Linked DNA regions of Homo sapiens: region 2 is linked to region 1. A link is a loop called in an ENCODE intact Hi-C map of the cell type or tissue named here. Cell type or tissue: endothelial cell of umbilical vein. All regions are shown on one strand. Each heading gives the region's core, and the rest is flanking DNA. Links, peaks and the distances in the headings are about the cores only.

Region 1 (10,897 bases), core at 1,385-9,384:
CATTACCAAGGATATTCACAGTCCATCTTCCCAGGGGAATTGTACAGAAACAGAGCACGAACTGTTATTTAGTTTCAGAAGAGATGGCAGGGACTGCTGCCTTAGCCTGTTACACTGGACATGAAGGGCAGCAGGCTTTCTGGGGCTGGGTGGTTGATTCCACTTGCAGTGATGTACTGGCCACAGATACAGACGCACATTTTCTAACTGTGGTCTGTGGGAAGGCCATGTGGCCTCTGGGAACTGGAGATGTGACAGAGACCCTCTGTATTCTTTATCTTTGTCTCAAAGTCAGGGAAGACACTGAGGAATAAAAGGCCTTTTACGTTCTCAGCTACCACATTGCAACTGGAATCTGACCTTGAATTCAAGGATAAACACAAGAAATTCCACCCAACAGCAGCTTCAGCTTAGGCTTTGCTCTCATCTTGCTCGATGCCCTAAACACTCCTCTTTGCTACTGTTCCCCTTCTCCACATTCCCCGCCCTGACACAGACACCCACGGGGACAGGGGGTGTTTTCATGCTTGCGGTATTACCATAGCAACAATTTCTCTTCTACCTGGAAGGCTGGAAACCCTGCAGTGCTCTGTGCTGAGAATGCAAAGAGGGAACACTATCACTTTCCACCTCAGCACACACCACAAGCCGCACACGTGCACTCACACACAGCCCCTTCTCAAGGACATCACAATGAGATCATGACAACAAATCAGGATGCTGACACCTAACAACACAAAATCAGTGCAATGACAAAAAGGAGGTAAAACATTTCTTATAAAAAGGTATTTTGTAGGTATCAATTCTTGAGGGATTTTTATTGTGAAATTTCTAACATGCATCTCTCCCTTGATGAGGCCACAGACACAGAAAAATGTCATTAAATTATTTTAGTAAAATATACAAAGGAACTTAATAGGTGGTGTGTGGTTTCTAGAAAGAGGGCCACTCCAAGCTTCTGATCCCCACAGGCTGTGACAAGCCTGAGAAGCAATAGCTAACTAGTACACAAAACCACAAAAAGAGCCACTAAATTTTAATTAAGTACCCATAGAAACTCGTTAAAAATCCACAGAGAATCTTTTTCTGTGAGTACTACAGACAGTGTGTTTTAGTAGAGACCAAAAATAACAACAACAAAGAGACAAGTAGGTGTGTCCTTCCACAAGGACAGTCCAAGGTGAGCAGCCCTGGCATCCAAGCCTGCCCGCTGCCATGGGTGGGCAGGATGACCAGTGCCCTCCCAGTAGGACAAAAACTCATGCCCAATGCACCAAGAAGACAAACCCTGGATTTCCATCTCTCCACTGCAACTAATTTGGAGTTCTCTAGTATAGCGTATCGCCGTCTTTGTTTCTAGGCCCCTCCTGTACTCATTTCTTCTGAATGTCATCCCTGAGATTCTAAACCTTCTGAGTAGGAGTAAGAAATCAACATGAAACCTGAGAGAAGGAGCACAGCAGTGCTGTGGACAGAGAGTGCAGACCCTGAGAGTGGGAGCACACACACGACAGCCTCCCCCAGCACGTGGCTCTCCCCAGGTTGCACAGGGCCCTTCTCTGAACTTGAATAACGTGGACTAAAGGAGAGCTGTCATTTCTTATAGAATGTATCAGTTAGCAAAAAAATCAGGTTGAAAAATCTACCCCTTTACATGGCAGAACACTGGGGAGCTGGTAGAAATGAGTTGAGTGGTGAGTGATGAGTCATCTTCTGTTCCCTGATGGGATTTTCCACCTGCCCACTTTAGGGGAACTCCATGCTCTTGTGGCAGCAGGTTCACAAAACTGGAGGCAGTTCCCCCTTTCTAGGATCTCCGTTCATCTCCTGAGGCCGCACATCTGCACACACCATCCTCACTGGGCAGCTATTACTTCGTGACACAAAGTGCCAGGCACTGCACTTGACACTTTACCCACGCTGTTTCCATTGGTTTTGCACAAAAGCTCTACGAGGTAGGTGCAACCGTTCTTATTGTACACGGAAAGGAAATGTGGCTTAGGGAGATCAAGTATTCACCCTATGTCACAAAGCTAGTGAGTGGAGGAGCTAGAATTAAAGCATAAGTGGGTTTAATATCAAAATCCCTTGTCTTAACCACTGAGCTATACCGTTTCCCTCACTGTGATGCAGCAACAGCCACGCATTTCACTGCCATTCATGGCCTCACAGCACCCAGTGCTGTGCAGAGCTGCACATCAATCAACACTTCTCACGTAAGGGCTTCAAAAGAACTGTTGAAACAGACAACTTACTATGAAAGCCCAGCAAAAGACGTGTCCCAAACAATGCCTCTTCATGTGAATGGAACAGGAGGTTCGTGACTGGTCTCCTGAGAAGGTGGAAACACTAACCCAGGAAGGCAGCTCAGGACCAGAAGGGAGCACCAGGATGTTGTCTGGGACAAGGAAGAGCCAGGCCCATTTCCTAGGGATCAGGGAGGTCGGCGACATCTGAGGCCCCAGGTCGCTGCCGGGTTCTCGGAGCCCACGCTGACTCTAGACTTCCTTGGCTCTGAAATGCAGGTGGGTGTGGGCTCTGCCACCTGCCGGGGGGTCAGCAGTTGCCTCTGCGAGTTTCGAGGGGAGAAACCTGAGGGGCTGCAGCAGCCCTGCAGAGGGAGTGGGAGTGGCAGCATAGTCCATGTTCACTCACAGCTCCCAGCCTCCTCCAAGGCGGGCCAAGGGGAGAGGCAGGTGCTTCTACCATTAGCATCTGACATGAGGGATAAAGTAGCTGAAATACAGGGGTAAAAAACTATTTCCACAGGGCCAAGCAGAAACAAAAATAAAATTTTTATTCATATTGGCGTTTTGTTATAATGCGTATGTATTTTTACCTTTCCCTATTTCGGGTTGTCAGCTCTCTCCCTTCTGAATAATCACTGAAACAGCAAGCATGGTATTTGACTCTTAATGGGAAGGCAGGGTGGGAAGGGAGGCAAGCAACATTTGCCTTTTATTATTTTTCTTCTTCTTTAAAAGAATCTAACAAACACATCTACTCTATGCTGTATTTACTGTGCTTCAATAGCAGGTAAGGGAAGAGGATGTGCTTGCGTGTGTAATTAACCAAAACCTTCCCAGGATCAAGAAGTCTGTGATGAATAGATTCACTATGCTTTTAAATTTTAAAAAGTGAAATTTTAAAAAGTGAAAACTGACAGAAGTACTCAGACACAAGTAGAGTTAAAAATCCTGAAGCCTCCTTGCTATGACGCCAGCCCTGCTCAGTACGTGACGGAAGGGAGGCTCACAGGGATGGTGTCTGCGACCCACTCAGCTCTGCCATTTACCATCACCTGACTTTAAGCCAGTGTCTATTTTGTAGGGCTGCTGTGGGGACCAATATGAGCTGAGAGCTCTGCCAGGCACCCTACATGATATACCTGTAAGGGAGCGTCCTTCTGCGGCCTGAACCTGAAGCTCTTCAGAGGGACCCATGCTGGGCTCTGAAGAAAGTGACTCACCTTGGAGGAGCAAGGGCAGGTCACATTCCATGATGAGAAATTCTCACACCACCCTCCTTCATATTTGACTCACATCATGCAGCATGGACTTCCACTCCAGTAAATGAGTCCTCATTTGTGGGCTTAAAAATCTTTTTGTTACCCAGCTATTTGGTTCTTGTCAACGCTACTTCCTGAATAAAGGTCTTCCCTGATAGTAGGAACAAGTGGCCCAAGCTTCATTCATCTCTAGATAAATGTGAAGGCCGTGCTCAGCACAGGAGTCAGCTGACTGGCTGGGCCCCAAATTAGAGTGCTGTTAATAAGTGCCAACCACCCGCCATCACAGCTGGAGCTGCCCTGGCATTGATAGCTGGTCCACACTCATTTACATTCTCTTCACGCAGCCATGCAGCTACTGTAGGAGGCTGCAGATGCCTGTTTTTTAACCAACAAACTGGTTCACTGCAGATGTGAATTTTGGTTGTACTTCACGGCTGTAAAGTTAAAAACAGCAAATGCTACAAAGAATAGGATGGGAACCTAGAAAGGGCAGAAAAACAAGCAGGGAAGAAAGCTGGCAGGTGAGAAAAGATAAATAAATACAAGTGACATTGGGAAAAGATGGGTGGTTACACAACCACACACACATTTGCAGTTTCCACGAAAAGACTACACCAGATGTTCTTCAGTTACTCTGATTAAACTCTCACCACCTGATGGTCTCTCGTCGTTAGCGCTTGCTTCATGAGTGTGCCTAAACCTCCACCTTGTGGCCCTAAGTTTCTGGAAAACTTGACTTACACAGCTCTGAGTTTATAAAGCAAAGTTATGGCTGTGGCAAGGCAGAAAAGACTCAACAGTGAAACTTCTGACCCTAAGAATACATATTCCAGAAGCATCACCTTCAAATCTCCTTTTATGTAACACTCTTCAGTCTCACACCAAACACACCCAATTCATTCCTAAAAGCAGCACACTGAAAACAAACTAATGAATTCTTTATCTGAGAACACACAAGGGAGCTGAGAGCCTTGACAAAAGCATTCCATCATATCAATGAAACAAAGACTCTCTCCATTTCATCAAAGATACAGTGTCTTATTCTTCAGGGATTCCAGAGGACTGATTCCAGCCATTCAAGTCCTCCTCCAGAGGCCGTCTTATATTAATACGTTTATATTAATGCCGTATTAATATAAACGCCTCATTTCAGAGCGACAAGTTCCTGAAAAGCCAACTGGAATTTATATTACTGGCAAAGACACTGCAATGAGAAAGCAGGTGCCCTTAGTCTCACACGGGTCAAAATTAGCTTGTGGCTCATGTCTTAAATATCAGGAATCCTCAAGGATTAGCGACTGCTTTAGCCATCTTGCTACAAAGAATGGCATAAGGAGAATTTGCACAACTGAGAAAGGTAAAAGCGTATGCGCTAATAACATGGACTTCTTAGATAAAGTCTAAATGCACGTAGCGATTTGCTTTGGTACTGAGCCCAAAAGAACTGTGTCAATTCTGCTTACAAAACAGTGTTTTGCTGACACATACTTTTCAAACACCCAAGAGGAAGAAAACCCTTTCCTCATGGAGCATCTGTGCCACCTAGTGGCAACTCGTTCCACAGCCCACAAATAAGGACAGAAGATTAGGCATAAACTCTCCTTTCTCATCCAAAGGACAAGGTGGGGACTTCTCTCATTCCTCTGGTGGTCACTGAGCCAGCTCCACCAGGCCGTCACTGCCTCAGGTCCCCATATAACATTTTTCACTTTATTTTCCATGATGGGCCAAACACCTACAATCCTTACCCTAACATTAGAAACTAAAATGTGAATGCTGTTATCCATAGGTGAAAGTCAAGTTCTGAAACATACTGTAATCCATCATGTAATCATAACACACATTCTCTCCACTGCAAAACGTTGCTGAGGGGCATAAAAAGATGTGAATAAATGAAAAAACATACTTTAAACTTAGCATGGCCCAGCATTTCTAAGCTAATAATAATCTCCCTGATGGGCACCTTACCCCTCTCCTCCTCTTTCCTCCTTTTGCTGCTCATTTCAGACTCCAAAATCTTTTTCCAGCCTAGATCTCTCCCTGTGTTACTGACCCGGATCACTGATCTAGGGTCACTGATTTATGGAGCACCTACTATGTGCCAGGCATTGTAAAAACACGTACACACTGGATGTCTCCCCTAAAAACTCAACATGTCCAAAACAAAAGTAATCTCTCCTGAATCTTTTGGATTCCATTTCCAGTTTTGTAAACAGCATCATCAACTACATAGTGGTCCAAACCAGACACGCCTGTGAGACCTCTGGCTTTCTCCCCACCTTCACATGCAACATATCACCTTCTAATCCTCTACCTCTCAAATCTGCTCCTGTTCTCCAACTCCAAGGGCAGTTATGGTCCTTATGATCCTTATCAGTCAGGATGTGCTAGGTTATGCTGCTGGAACAAACTCAAACCTCAGTAGTTCAAAACAGACTTTGTTCTCACTCATGCTGCACATCCCTCTTGGCAGAGGGAAAAAATGAACCATATGCCCTTTAAAAAAAACTGCGGTAGGCTGGGCACGGTGGCTCACCCTGTAATCCCAGCACTTTGGGAGGCCAAGGCAGGCAGATCACCTGAGGTCAGGAGTTCGAGACCAGACGGACCAACATGGAGAAACCCCGCCTCTACAAAAATACAACATTAGCCGGGCGTGGTGGCACATGCAGGTAATCACAGCTACTCGGGAGGCTGGGGCAGGAGAATTGCTTGAACCTGGGAGGCGGAGGTTATGGTGAGCCAAGATCATACCATTGCACTCCAGCCTGGGCAAGAAGAGCGAAACTCCATCTCAACAAAAACTAAAACAAAACAAAACAAAACAAAACAAAACAAAACAAAACAAAACAAAACACCACTCTGGGAGGCCGAAGCAGGTGGAGGATTACGAGGTCAGGAGATCAAGATCATCCTGGCTAACATGGTGAAACCCCGTCTCTACTAAAAATGCAAAAAATTAGCCGGGCATGGTGGCATGTGCCTGTAGTCCCAGCTATTCAGGAGGCTGAGGCAGGAGAATCGCTTGCACCCGGAAGGTGGAGGTTGCAGTGAGCTGAGATTGCACCACTGCACTCCAGCCTGAGCAACACAGCGACACTCCATCTCAAAAAAAAAAAAAAAAAAAATTGTGGTGAAAACACACAATACAAAAACTACCCAATTAACACATTTTTAAGTGTACAGGGTCTGTTAGCAAAATGTTGTACAGCTGATCTCTAAACAACTTAATCTGGCATGACTGAAACTTCCCACTGCACAGTGACTCCCCACTTTGCCTTCTCCCAGCCTCTGGCACCCAGGGTTCTACTTTGTGTTTCTATGAGTCTGACTACTTTAGATCCTGCATTTAAGTGGAATCGTGCAGTATCTGTCCTTCTATGACTGGCTAATTGCACTGAACACAATGTCCCTCAAGGTGGTTTATCTGTGTTGTTAGTATGTGCCAGGAGTTCCTTCTTTTCAAAGGCTGCATAATATACCAAATTTTAACCATTCATCTGTTGACGAACATGTCAGTAAGTGGTTTCCATCTTGTGGCTACTGTGAATAATGCTGCAATGAACACAGGAACATGCTGAGATCCTTTCCCAAAGGATTTCAATTCCTTTCCACCGGCTGCCTTTTCACTCTGTTGATGGTTTCCTTTGCTGAAAGCATCTTAGTAGTCACTTGCCTGTTTTTTGCTTTTGTCACCTTGTTTTTGGTATTATACCCAGGAAATCATTGCCAAGACTGATGTCATGAAGCTTTCCACCTACGTTTTCTTCTAGTTTTTATAGTTTCAGGTCTTACACTTAAGTCTTTAATCCATTTAAAGAGTTGATTTTTGTGTTATGATATGAGATATGGTATCAGCGTCTAAGTTCATTCTTTTGCATGTGGATATTCAGTTTACAGAGCACCATTAATCAGAGACTACCTTTTCCCCCGGTGGGTGTTCTTTGCACCCTTGTTGAAGATCAGCTGATCATAAATGTGTGGATTTATTTCTGAGCACTGTATTATGTTCCATTGGTCTACATGTCTGCCTGTTTAAATTACTGTAGCTTTGTAATAAGTTTTGAAGTCAGGAAGTGTGAGGCTTCCAGCTTTGTTCTTCTTTCTTAAGACTGTCTAGGATATTTGGGATCCTTTGTGGTTCCATATGCATTTTAGGGATGTCTTTCCATTTATTTATGTCTTCTTTAATTATTTCAGCAGTTTTTTATAGTTTTCAGTGTATAAGTCTTTACCCACTCCTTGGTTAAGTTGTTCCTAAGTATTCCAACTTTTTTGATGTATTATAAATTAGATTTTCTTAATTTCTCTTTTTGGAGTGTTTGTTAGTGTACAGGAACGCAACTGATTTTTATGTGCTAATTTTGTATCCTGCACCTTTACTGAATATATTAATTCTAACAAGTTTTTTTGTGGAAATTGCAGATTTTTCTATGTATAAGATCATGTTATCTGTGAACTTGCACGGATATAGATGCTTTTGCTTTTTCCTGCCAAATAGCTCTAGCTAGGGCTTCCAGTGTTATATAGCATGGAAGTGGTGACAGTGATATCCTTGCCTTGTTCCTGATCTTAGTAAAAAAAAGCTTTTCAGTGTGTGTGTGTGGTTTTTTTTTTTTTTTTTTTTTTTGTGACAGAGTCTCACTCTGTCGCCCAGGCTGGAGTACAGCGGCACAATCTCTGCTCACCGCAACCTCCACCTCCCTGGTTCAAGCGATTCTCTCCTGCCTCAGCCTCCCAAGTAGCTGCGATTACAGGCGCACGCAACCACACCCAGCTAAATTTTTGTATTTTTAGTAGAGACAGAGTTTTGCCATGTTGGCCAGGCTGGTCTCGAACTCCAGAATTCAGGTGATCCACTTGCCTCGGCCTCCCACAGTGCCAGGATGACAGGTGGGAGCCACCATGCCCGGACAGTGTGTTTAGTTCTCATACTTTGTGAATTTTCTTGCTGTTTGTGATTTCTAAGTGTATCGCCTTGTGGCTGGAAAAGATACTTGGTATGATTTTGATCTTAAATTTGTTAAGACCTGTATTATGATCTAATATTCTCCATCCTGGAAAATGTTCCATGCGCAACAGAGGAGAAAAAGTGTTTTCTGTGCCTGTTGGCTAGAATATTTTGTATGTGTCTGTTAGGTCTATAGTGTTGTTCAAGTCAGCTGTTTCCTTACTAATCTTCTGCCTGGTGGTGCTAACAATGATTGAAAGTGAGGTATTGCAATCTCCTACTATTTTTGTGTTATTTTTCCCTTCGGCTGTCAATATTTGCTTCACATATTTGGGTGCACTGATGTCGGGTGCATATACAGATGGTCTCCAACTTACAATGGTTTTACACTTTTTGACTTTACTGTGGTGTGAAAGTGATACACATTCAGTAGAAACTGTAATTCAAGTACCCATACAATCATTCTCTTTTTCACTTTCAGTACAGTACTCAATAAATTACATGAGATACTCATACTTTATTCTAAAATAGGCTTCCTGCAAGAAGATTTTGCTAAATCGTAGGCTAATATAAGTGCTCAGGCTTTTGTTTTCCTTTTTTCAGGAGCTTGCAAGCTCTTGCTTCTTCTGGTGCCTGTCTGAGGTATCACAGGCCCTCTGGAGCTGCTGTAAGCTGCCCAGCTCTTTTTTGGCCTCAGCAGCTCCAAGGCATCTAGAGTAGGTTGGGTTCTGCCAGCAGTGAGTTGGGTGAGACAGAAGCCAGTCCCTCAGGCAGCCCCTTGAGAAGCCCAAATGCTGAACACATGCTCTACTCTTCCCCTGGACCCAAAAAGCAGCCTTCGAGGTGCACTGGACTCTGCCTACTGTACCGTGGGTCCTCTGGCGCAGTACAAACCACCCAGCTTTCTCTTGTTCTCAGCAGCCCCCAGGGACCTAGACCATGCCAGGTCCCATCAGTGCTTCATCGAGTGAGACAGGAACGAGAGTCTTGGGCAGACTCCAGAAAACCTAGAATGCTGGACTCATGCTCCAACTCCTTCCCTCCCGAGAAGAGCAGGGAGAGGGCAATGAGGAGTCAGTACGTGCTAGTTTCACCATCCCATTTGTCCTCAGAGGTCCCCAACCTGGTGCCCTTTCCTGTGAGACAAGACAGAAACCAGTCCCTTGAGCAGCCTCCTGAAAGGTCTGAATATTAGATATATGTTCCAGTCTTCTTTTTCCTCCCCAGAAAGATGCCAGGAGTTGGGAGCTTCCTCCCAATCACATGGTGCTGTGCCAGGGGGAGGAACTCTGGAGAGCCAGCGTCACAAATTCCCCAGCCTTTGATGCAACTGGTTTCTGGATTTCTCACAGAGAGAAATGGTCCTTCCGTTGTTGTTGAACTGTTCTCTCTATGGGAAAAAGAGGGTCTGGAGCTTTCTCTTCTGTCATCTTGACACTACCCCACACCACATGCCTTTACGGCTTTTTCTGCAAGTGATCTAACTACTCACATGTTTCACTGACCACAAGAAGCTACATGGCTACCTTCAAGTTCAGCAGGCCATGTATATTCCTCCCATAGACAAACAAAAACATATGTGGTGTTCCTATTTGGGATCTTAAGAGCCCCTGGGAAGCTCCCACCAACATGCCAAGTTGATACTCACTAGATGCTGTTCCAGACTCATGTGTGCCCTCAGGCTTTTATTTTTTAAATTTTTTTCTTTTAAAGACAGAGTCTTAGTCTGTTGTCCAGGCTAGAGTGCAGTGGCGCAATCATGGCTCAGTGCAGCCTCAATCTCCTGGGCTCAACTGATTGTCCTGCCTCAGTCTCTTAAGTAGCTAGGACTATGGGCACACACCACCATGCCTAGCTGAGTTTTAAAATTTTTTTTGTAGAGATAGGGTCTATGTTGCTCAGGCTGGTCTCGGACTCCTAGTCTCAAGAGATCCTCCTGCCTCAGCCTCTCAAAGTGCTGGGATTACAGGCATGAGCCACTGGGCAACCAATGCAGCTGCTTTTAAATGTCTTCAGGCTGGGGGTGGTGGCTTACACCTGTAATACCAGCACTTTGGAAGGCTGAGGTGGGCGGATCACTGGAGGCCAGGAGTTCAGGACCAGCCTGGCCAACATGGTGAAACCTCATCTCTACTAAAAATATAAAAATCAGTCAGGCGTGGTGGCGCATACCTGTGATCCCAGCTACTTGGGAGGCTGAGGCAGGAGAACTGCTTGAAGCCAGGAGGCGGAGGTTGCAGTGAGCTGAGATCGTGCCACTGCACTCCAGCCTGGGCAACAGAGTGAGACCCTGCCTCAAAACTTAAAAACAAAAACAAAAACAAAAAACGTCCTCAGAGAATAATGGTCTCTCCTCTTCTTTGGCCTTCCCAATTGTACATAAGCACTTTCACTGGCAGACCTTCTTTGAAACCTTACCAGGAAATGTAGTTCCC
Region 2 (10,897 bases), core at 1,938-9,937, 460 kb before region 1:
CTACTAAAAATACAAAAAGTAACCAGGCGTGGTGGTGGGTGCCTGTAATCCCAGCTACTCTGGAGGCTGAGGCAGGACAGTTGCTTGAAACCGGGAGGTGGAGGTTGCAGTGAGCTGAGTCATGCCACTGCACTCTCACCTGGGCAACAGAGTGAGACTGTCTCAAAAAAGAAAAAGAAAAAGAAACGGACATGTGACACCATGGCCAGCAAGCAGGAAATCCAAATGCGTTATTTTACAAGCGTACTTAAGAGAGAGGCGGGACCGTTCGGCTTCAGCTCTGTGGTGTTGGAGATGTAAAAAGAACGTGCAGGGAAACCGTGGGACTTCTGTTTGGGTCGCCTCCCTGCTTTACATAGAATTCTCTTTTTTATGACTTATTTCTTACTGAAAATATATCATGATAATCATTGGCCAAGCAGATAGGGTTTTTCTGACGTATCTTTTAGTTCTGACCCAGGTCATAACCCTTCACCTATGTCATACCTTTTCAATCTGTGGGTTTTTCTGAAGCACAAAAACAAAACAAAACCAATCTCAGGGTTTTGAGATGTGACCAGTTCTTACCCTTCCCTAATAACCAGCTAGGAAAGTCTCTAATTTAGAAAAATGAGGCCGGGCGCGGTGGCTCATGCCTATTGTAATCCCAGCACTTTGGGAGGCCAAGGCGGGTGGATCACAAGGTCAGGCGTTTGAGACCAGCTTGACCAACATGGTGAAACCCCGTCTCTACTAAAAATACATGGGCATGGTGGCATGTGCCTGTAATCCCAGCAACTCAGGAGGCTGAGGCAGGAGAATCGCTTGAACCCGGGAGGCAGAGTTTGCAGTGAACAGAGATCATGCCACTGCACTCCAGCCTGGGTGACAGAGCACAGCTCTGTCTCAAAAAAAAAAAAAAGAAAAAAGAAAAATGAAATCTTTCTAAAGTTCAGAATGTGAAGAGACTGTCTTGATTCCTCACCTCTACATCGTTTCTTTCTATAGTTAGTTATAATGTAAATAGATTCCTCTTAACACTTCATTTTAGGTGAAGCTGTTTTTGGTGCTGCCAGTGTGCGTGCATGTGTGTGTGTGTGTGTGTCTGTGAGTGTGTGTGTGTGTGCCTGCCTGAGCTTCAGGTGAACATACTGATTACATTCCCCCACCAAATCTGACTGAAAGCCCATTGCTATCAGCATTTTATAACACGCTAAAGAATTGGACGTGGTGGCTCACACCTATAATCCCAGCTTCTTGGGAGGCCAAGGCAGGAGGATCGCTTGAGACCAGCAATTTGAGGCAAGGCCAGTCTGGACCACATAGCAAGACCCCCTCTCTTAAAATTAAAACCTGTGTTCTATTTTTTTGTTGCCTACTCACAGGCTGAACATCTCATTTGTTTTTGTTTGTTTGGTTTGTTTTTGAGACAGTCTCACTCTGTCACCCAGGCTGGAGTGCAGTGGTGCGATCTCAGCTCACTGCAACCTCTGCCTCCCAAGTTCAAGCGATTCTCCTGCCTCAGCCTCCTGAGTAGCTGGGATTACAGGTGCCCACCACCACGCAAGGCTAATTTTTGTACTTTTAGTAGAGACGGGGTTTCACCACGTTGGTCAGACTGGTCTCGAATTCCTGACTTCGTGATCCACCCACCTCGGCCTCCCGAAGTACTGGGATTACAGGCATGAGCCACCGAGCCCAGCCTTAAACATCTAATTTGTACCAAATTGCCCTATAATTCTACCTAGAATATTATAGCAAAATGCCAGAAGCCTGACTAAAATCTTTTAAAGAAACCCAACTCGGCCAGGCGTGGTGGCTCACACCTGTAATCCCAGCACTTTGGGAGGCCGAGGCGGGTGGATCACGAGGTCAGGAGATCGAGATAGTCCTGGCTAACACGGTGAAACCCCGTCTCTACTAAAAATACAAAAAAGTAGCCGGGCGTGGTTGCAGGCGCCTGTAGTTTCAGCTACTCGGGAGGCTGAGGCAGGAGAATGGCCTGAACCCGGGAGGTGGAGCTTGCAGTAAGCCGAGATCGCCCACTGCACTCCAGCCTGGCGACAGAGTGAGCCTCCGTCTCAAAAAAAAAAAAAAGAAAAAGAAAAAAGAAAACAAAAAGAAACCCAGCTCTCCCAGGGTGGGGGGCATTACACAGGGGAGCCCCTCCGGGTGTCGCCGCAGCTGAATGATTGCGTTGGTGGAACAGCTGGCCCGCTTGTGCGTGGGCCAGGACACGGTGGACCTGTTCCGCCTGCGTTCTTGCCGGTCCATGTTTGGATTAGCATGTGAGTTTAAACATAGTGCTGATGCGGCGATTCTTCTAGAAGCACATCCTTCTCTGAGCTGAATTGCTTCATCACACACTTCCTTCTGGCTTGGGGAGTTCCTTTTCATCAAAGGCCAAGCCTTGTGTGTTTCGGTCCTGCCCATCTCCGTGCGGCCTGCGGGACGTTGGTTGGCGTGGAGTCTTCACAGCCGGCTGTCCAGGCTGGCAGCTCTCCCATCAGGGCTTCTCACAGCCACCGTCTGTCTGAGCAGACGCTGAGCATCGTGTCATCCCTCGGACACACACAAGACTCCACTATTCCCTGTGCTGATTTCTGTTTCTGTTACAGCTTCTGCTTCTGATTTTATTTTTTTTTTCTTTGAGATGGGAGTCTCGCTCTGTAGCCCAGGCTGGAGTGCAATGACATGATCTTGGGTCACTGCAACCTCCACCTCTCAGGTTCAAGCAGTTCTCCTGCCTCAGCCTCTGGAGTAGCTGGGATTACAGGTGCGCACCACCAAGCCTGGATAATTTTGCATGTTTCTGTAGAGACGAGGTTCCACCATGTTTCCAAGGCTGTTCTCAAACTCCTGGCCTCGGCCGGGCGCGGTGGCTCACGCCTGTAATCCCAGCACTTTGGGAGGCTGAAGTGGGCGGATCACCTGAGGTCAGGAGTTCGAGACCAGCCTGGCCAATATGGTGAAACCCCGTCTCTACTAAAAAAGAAAAAAAAATTAGCCTGGCTTGGTGGTGCGCCCCTGTAGTCCCAGCTACTCGGGAGGCTGAGGCAGAAGAATCACTTGAACCTGCGAGACGGAGGTTGCAGTGAGCCAAGATCACGCCACTGCACTCCAGGCTGGGCGACAGAGCAAGACTCTGTCACAAAAAACAAACAAACAAACAAACAAAAAAACCTCCTGACCTCAGGTGATCCACCCGACTCGACCTCCCAAAGTGTTGAGATTACGGGCGTGAGCCACTGCGCCCGGCCCTGTTGCTGCTTTTAGAAGTGGCTTTTTCTTCCTGTGCGACATTACTTTTTAGTGGGTCAGCGCAGAAATGTGCTTGGGCTCCCTGCGACGGCGAAGCACCTTTCCTCAAGGGAATCTGAAGACTTTTCCCTGCCTTTCCTCTCCCTCGGGGAGGTCCCCTCAGCGCCCTCCTCTTGACCTTCCCTGGTGCGTTTAGTGCTGAGCCTGTGCCTGAGCCTGGGGACCTGGGAGAGTTCGGACCGAAGTCCACCGAGGGCCGCAGAACGGCAGGGTTGGGGAACTGGCTCCCTGGCGCGCACAGCTCTGTCTGCAGGGCGCGGATCTGCGCTCGGTGTGAGGAGGCACGGTGCATGTTAAGTCGAGAAACTTCTAAACTCCGCCACCAGCTTTGGAAATAACAGCTGGGATTTTCTGCTTAAACCAGCATCCCAGAGCACACGGGTACTAACTAGCAGAAGCCCTAAGTAAAATGAAACGGGCTCTGAAGGAAGTCCTGGAGCCTCCTGCCCGCCTGCCCTCGCCATTCATTCAGTCCTGCAGTGACTCTGAGGAATGGCGTGGGCGGGAGGACAAGTCACCTTTAAAGCCAAGCACCCGGTGGGCGCAGAGGGTCCCGCCTGGAATCCCAGCACTTCGGGAGGCTGATGCGGGCGGATCACGAGGTCAGGAGTTCGAGACCAGCCTGGCCAAAATGGTGAAACCCCGTCTCTACTAAAAATACAAAAAATTGCCTGAGCGCGGTGGCTCACGCCTGGAATCGCAGCACTTTGGTAGGCCGAGGCAGGCAGATCACAAGGTCAGGAGTTCGAGACCAGCCTGGCCAACGTGGTGAAACCCCATCTCTACTAAAAATATAAAAAAATTGGCTGAGCGTGGTGGCGCGTGCCTGTAATCCCAGCAACTCGGGAGGCCGAGGCAGGAGAATCGCTTGAACCCGGGAGGCGGAGGTTGCAGTGAGCCGAGATGGCGCCACCGCACTCCAGCCTGGACGACAGAGTGAGACTCTGTCTCAAAAATAAATAAATAAATAAATAAATAATGCAGATATCTTTAGAAATATAAAATAGTATCCTAGGGGCCAGGCACAGTGGCTCACACCTGTAATCCCAGCACTTTGAGAGCCCGAGGTGAGAGGATTGCTTGAGGCTGGGAGTTGAAGACCAGCCTGGGCAACAGAGCAAGACCCCCGTCTTTACGAAAAATTAAAAAATTAGCCAGGTGTGGCCGGGCATGGTGGGTCACGCCTGTAATCCCAGCACTTTGGAGGCCGAGGCAGGAGAATCACAAGGTCAGGAGATCAAGACCATCCCAGCTAACACGGTAAAACCCCCTCTCTACTAAAAATACAAAAACTTAGGCGGGCGTGGTGGCGGGCGCCTGTAGTCCCAGCTACTCGGGAGGCTGAGCCAGGAGAATGGCGTGAACCCGGGAGGCGGAGCTTGCAGTGAGCCGAGATCGCGCCACTGCACTCCAGCCTGGGCGACAGAGCGAGACTCCAGCTCAAAAAAAAAAAAAAAAAAAAAAAAAAAAATTAGCCAGGTGGGCTGATATGCCCAGCTACTCAGGAGGCTGAGACAGGAAGATCACTTGAGGCCAGGAGTTCGAGACCAGCCTGGGCAACAGTTTGAGACCCGCCGCAGCCTCTACCAAAAAAAAAAATAATAATATTCTAGTTTACAAGCATGCTACAGTTACAAACTCTTCCTTGGTAAGATTTTCCTCCCCAGAGCGCTGTTGTCAGACTCCTGGAGCTGCTGAGGCCCTGCAAGCTGGGTAGACAAGGGAGGCAGGCCGGGCCAGGTGAGCTCCCCTGCACCCCTCCCCGCCCCCGCCCTGCCTTTCCTGTGTTTCTCTGGACCCTAACGCTGCGAGACACAGACGGATAGACCATCAGGACCTCAGGAGCCGCCTGAGTCTCCTCCCAACCCCGAGCTCTGAGGAGGGTGGATGGTTTTCTTCACGGCCACTAGGTGGTGGAAGTCTCCCAACTGTGCAGACATCTGCGGGGCTGGTGGGTTGGCGAGCTGTGGGGGAGGGTGCCCTGGTCAGACTGTGTCCTTGGGGGCTGGGCGGTCGCACCCGGGAGCTTCGCCAATGTGCTAGTTTGAATGAACTCCCAATGCAAAAATGGCAAACAGAGGCCGTGGAGAAACCTGGCTTCCTCCGACAATGGGAATTTCACTCTGTTCTCGTTACCGCCTGTGGATGAATGTGGGTCTCGGAGGGCGCCTCTCCCTCCGGGGAGAGGGTGACCTTGCCACAGTGGGACTCCATTCCAGCGGCAGCTCCCTCCCCTGTCTGTAGCCCCACGGCCTCCTGGCCGCCTGCCTTCTTATTGGCCACCCCTCCCCTCTCAACGACCTGTTTCCTAATCATGCCATTCCCCCGCGGGAGAGCCGATTCATCACCATTTAAAATGGTGAATCGATAAAGCCGGTCAGGCCGGGCGAGGTGGCTCACGTCTGTAATCCCAGCACTTTGGGAGGCTGAGACAGGCGGATCACCTGAGGTCAGGAGTTTGAGGCCAGCCTGGCCAACATGGTGAAACCCCGTCTCTACTAAAAATACAAAAATTAGCTGGGCATGGTAGCGGGCGCCTGTAATCCCAGCTACTCAGGAGGCCGAGGCAGAACACTAACTTGAACCTGGGAGGCGGACGTTGCAGTGAGCCGAGATCGCGCCACTGCACTCCAGCCTGGGCGACAGAGTGAGAGTGCATGTCAAAAAAAAAAGAAAGAAAGAAAAAGAAAAAGCCAGTCAGATCTAGAGAGGGCGACCGGAGCATCACCCCCAGACGGCTTGACTCTGAGCTCCTGACCTCAGCCTTCAGACAGAGGCTCTCCCAACACACACACACATAGACACGTGCGCACACACACACACACACACACACACACACCCCGCACCAGCAAACGCTGTCTGCTCTGAAGCAGGCACTGTGTAGTCTGATATGTCCCCGGGGAAGGAGGGTGGCCAAGCACAGACAGCTCCCGAGAGAGCCTGAGGAGAGAGCTGCCCAGCACCTCAGGATGGAGAAAGTGCTAGAGAGGCCCTTGGCTTCCCTGCATCCCACGGAGATAACAGCAGGTACAGGGAGTGAGGTTCGAGAGCAGTGAGTGTAAACCATAAGGCTCTGCCTGGGCAATACATGGTCCTTTCTCTCTTTTTTTTCCCTCCCTTCCTTCCTTCCCTCCCTCCCTCCTTCCTTCCTTTTTTTTTTTTTTTTTTGAGATGGAGTTTCACTCTGTCACCCATGCTGGAGTGCAGTGGTACAATCTCAGCTCACCGCAACCTCCGCCTCCCAGGTTCAAGCGATTCTCCTGCCTCAGCCTCCCGAGTATCTGGGATTACAGGCACGTGCCACCACGCCTGGGTAATTTTTGTACTTTTAGTAGAGATGAGGTTTCGCCATGTTGGCCAGGCTGGTCTCGAACTCCTGACCTTAGGTGATCCGCCTGCCTCGGCCTCCCAAAGTGCTGGGATTACAGGCATGAGCCGCTGCACCCAGCCTCATTCTTTCTTTTTTCTTTTAGAGTTCGGGTCTCACTCTGTCACCCAGGCTGGAGTGCAGTGGTGGGATCACAGCTCACTGCAGCCTCAACCTCCTGGGCTCAAGTGATCCTCCCACCTCAGTCTCCCAAGTAGCTGGGACTCCTGGTGCCCACTACTATGCCTTTTTGTAGAGGCAGGTTCTCGGTACATTGCCCAGGCTGGTCTTAAACTCCTGGGCTCAAGCAGTCCTCCTACCTCAGTTTCCCAAAGTGCTGGGAATACAGTCATGAGGCACCACACGCAGCCACCTACTCATTCTAAGACCATTCCTTCCCTGTGGTGGTGTTTATGAAATTGGAGTGTTAGGGGCGGGGCACGGTGGCTCACGCCTGTAATCCCAGCACTTTGGAAGGCCAAGGCAGGTGGATCATTCGAGGCCAGGAGTTCGAGGCCAGCCTGGCCAACATGGCAAAGCCCCGTCTCCTTTAAAAAATACAAAAATTAACCAGGCTTGGTGGTGCGTGCCTGTACTCCCAGCTACTCAGGAGGCTGAGGCACGAGAATCGCTTCAACCCAGGAAGCGGAGATTGCAGCGAGTTAAGATCGCACCCCTACACTCCAGCCTGGGTAACAGAGTGAGACTCTGTCAGAAAGAAAGAAAGAAAGAGAGAGAGAGGGAGGGAGGGAGGGAGGGAAAGAAAGAGAGAGAGAGAAAGATAGAAAGAAAGGAAGGAAGGAAAAGAAAGAGAGAGAGAAAGAAAGAAAGAATGAAAGAAAGGAAGGAAGGAAAGAAGGAAGGAAGGGAAAGAAAGAGAGAAAGAAAGGAAGGAAGGAAGGAAGGAAGGAAAAGAAAGAGAGAGAAAGAAAGGAAGGAAGGGAAAGAAAGAGAGAGAGAAAGAAAGAAAGGAAGGAAGGGAAAGAGAGAGAAAGAAAGAAAGGAAGGAAGGAAGGGAAAGAAAGAGAGAAAGCAAGCAAGCAAGCAAGCAAGCAAGAAAGAAAGAAAGAAAGAAAGAAAGAAAGAAAGAAAGAAAGAAAGAAAGAAAATTGGAGTGTTTCACAGCCCAGGGTCATTAATTTGGCCACCTGTCCCCTGGAAATCCGTAACTAAGTGACACCTTAGAATGAAAGAAACGCCTCATGGTGTGCACAGTGACCCATTGGCTTCAGGGCACTTTGCTCACAAAACACCCCTCCCCAAATAGAAGACTCTCCTGGGCAAGGTAACTCATCCCAGCTGGTGGCACAGGGCAGGACAGGGTTCAGTTGCTCCTGGCAGAGGCTGAGGGAACAGGGCCGGGGGAGGCCCCTGCTGTCCTTGTCTGAAGAGCCAGGATCTGCATAGCTCCCCACCCTCAGCCACCCCACCCTGGCTTCCCTGGGCCCCTTCTGAGATGCAGAGATGCGTTCTGGGATTGGCCACCATCCACCCCCAAGCCCAGACCATGGCACCATGCCCCAGGCTGCCTGCGGCCCTCTTCTTGACAGACTCGCAGTCAGGTCCCTGCAGCCTCCTTGGTGCTGACAAATGGCCCCCAGGAGGGTCCCTGGCCACTGCCCCAGAACCCACCATGGGCCCCGCGTCCTGGCCGCTGGCCAGCTCTGTCATTTATGTCCTTCTTGACCTTCGTGGGAGCGCCCAGGCTGCTCCATTCTGTCCTGAAACCTACACCAATGCAGAACGTCACTGTGGTTGGCAAAGTCACTCTGTTTGCTTCAGGTGGGCACCGCAGGCAGGGCTGAGGGCTGTGGCTGCCGTGTTGCCGGCAAAGGAGAAAAACCCGCAATTTGTTCAGACGAGCTCCTTTGCTTAAGGCTCTGGGGAGCATCTTTTCTGGTTATTTTCAGCTTTCTGCTCCTTTTGAGGAAGTTCAAGGGATCAGCTCCTGTCCCCACCCCCTGACTCCAGGGGTCAGACTGTGTCAGTGTTCTGGGGGTCCCTCTTAAGGAGGCACCCCAAATCTGGAAGAACCTCTGGGCTCCTAGAAAGATGAAGACACGTAGAGCTGTGCCCATCACTGGGCAGTTTCCATCAGAGAGGGCTTTGGGGCTTCGGAGCACGGGTCCCTCCCCAGGCCCTGTCCTCCAGAAGGATTTGGATGGGGTCATCGGAGAGAGAGAGCTCGTCCTACATGGCAGCAAGTGGCTCTTTTCACAAACTGTCCCTGCCCCTAGCTGGGCATAGTGGCACGCACCTGTAGTCCCAGCTACTGGGGAGGCTGAGATGGGAGGATCACTTGAGCCCAGGGTCTCGATCAAGGCTGCAGTGAGCTATGATCGCACCACCACATTCCAACCTGGGGGATAGAGTGAGACCCTGTCTCAAAAACAACAACAACAACAAAACAACAAAAACCAGTCTCTAGCCAGGCACAGGGGCTTACACCTGTGTAATCCCAGCACTTTGGGAGGCCAAGGTGGGTGGATCATCTGAGGTCAGGAGTTCAAGACCAGCCTGGACAAGATGGCAAAATCCCATCTCTACTAAAAATAGAAAAATTAGCCGGGCATGGTGGCAGGCACCTGTATCCCAGCTACTCGGGAGGCTGAGGCAGGAGAATCGCTTGAACCTGGGAGGCGGAGGTTGTGATGAGCTGAGATCATGCCACTGCACTCCAGCCTGGGCGACAGAGTGAGCCTTTATCTCAAAAAAAAAAAAAAAAAAAAAGAAAAGAAAAGAAAAGAAAAGAAAGATCACCTGTAACTGCCAGTGCCAGAGCTAACCTGGGGTTAACACTGCTGTGTGTTTCCTTCTGGTGACTTTTCTAACAGAGAGAGCCTGTTAGGAGCTGATTTATTCACATTAGTATGTAGCCCCACAATGATTGTGTGTTCTCCCTGCGTTACTAATGGGAATCTTTTTTTTCCAATCCCAAAATTGGAATCCATTGTCTGACAACACATTTGTGTGTTGGACAAAAGAGGCTGCCTGGAAAGGGTGCATGCTGAGTGATAGGAATGCAGGAGGTACTTGAGAGGCTTGAAACAGGCCGGGCGCAGTGGCTCACACCTGTAATCCCAGCACTTTGGGAGGCCGAGGCGGGCAGATCACGAGGTCAGGAGATTGAGACCATCCTGGCTAACACGGTGAAACCCCGTCTTTACTAAAAAATACAAAAAAATCAGCCGGGCGTGGTGGCAGGCGCCTGTAGTCCCAGCTACTCAGGAGGCTGAGACAGGAGAATGGCATGAACCTGGGAGGCGGAGCTTACAGTGAGCCGAGATTGCGCCACTGCACTCTACCTGGGCGACAGAGCAAGACTCTGTCTCAAAAAAAAAAAAAAAAAAAAAAAATTAGGTGTGGTGGCAGGTGCCATTAGTCCCAGCTACTCAGGAGGCTGAGGCAGAAGAATCGCCTGAGCCCGGGAGGCAGAGGTTGCAGTGAGCCAAGATCACGCCACTGCACTCCAGCCTGGCAACAGAGCAAGACTATCTCAAAAATAAATAAATAAATAAAAATAAAAATAAAGTCTGGAGACCACAGAGCAGGGTGTCTGAATGCAAGACCATGCCCACCCTGCTGGCAAGCATGGAGGACGGCGTGGAGCCAGGGTGGCATGTTCACTTGCATGCATGTGTGCACATGTGTGTAGACGTGTGTGATTCCTGGGCACGCAGTGTTGGAAAGATCACTGGCCTTTGTCCCAGACCAGGATTCCAGCCTGGGCTCTAAGTGGCCGTGTGGCTGCGGATGGATGGATGCAGAAGCCAAGCAGGCTATATCCTGCATTAATGTGGCCATTGAGCTAATGTCCGTGGAGTCATCATAGGTCCTGATCATTGGAGACATTGGATTTTTTATTTGTTTATTATTATTTATTTATTTATTTATTTATTTTTGAGATGGAGTTTTGCTCTTGTCCCCCAGGCCGGAGAGCAATGGTGCGATCTCAGCTCACTGCAACCTCCACTTCCCAGGTTGTCACCCAGGCTGGAATGCAGTGGCATGATCATAGTTCACTGCAGCCTCAACCTCCTGGGCCAGCAATCCTCCACCTCTGCCTCCTGAGTAGCTGGGACTACAGGTGTGCACCACCACCCCCGGCTAATTTTTAAAAATTTTTTAGAGACAGGGCATCTCCCTATGTTGCTGAGGTTGGTCTTGCACTCCTGGCCTCCAGCAATCCTCCTACCTTGGCCTCCCAAAGTGCTGGGATTAACAGGCTTG

What was found. A loop is a pair of places that touch in the nucleus more often than their neighbours do. Peaks named below come from ENCODE experiments on the same cell type or tissue, not always from the same donor. Only the 100,000 strongest peaks of a DNase experiment are listed, where the experiment ranks them.
Region 2: it touches region 1 in a loop (11-fold over the local background); 6 of 110 quality-filtered maps call a loop at or near these places.

The regions. Positions count from the first base shown.
Region 1 is chr7:5,699,601-5,710,497 of GRCh38, forward strand. All of the region lies in intron 13 of RNF216 (ring finger protein 216), which reads right to left. Among named protein-coding and RNA genes, the nearest start is that of MIR6874, 6.9 kb to the right of the region's middle. RefSeq lists enhancers at 1,607-1,886, 2,350-3,549, 9,037-9,106. In endothelial cell of umbilical vein, for the core only: a CTCF peak has its summit at 5,048 (motif pointing left); a DNase peak (open chromatin) is centred at 5,021.
Region 2 is chr7:5,235,158-5,246,054 of GRCh38, forward strand. No RefSeq gene overlaps it. Among named protein-coding and RNA genes, the nearest start is that of SLC29A4, 42 kb to the right of the region's middle. RefSeq lists enhancers at 5,061-5,355, 5,829-5,918. In endothelial cell of umbilical vein, for the core only: a CTCF peak has its summit at 5,210 (motif pointing right); a DNase peak (open chromatin) is centred at 5,244; H3K4me3 peaks cover 552 bases.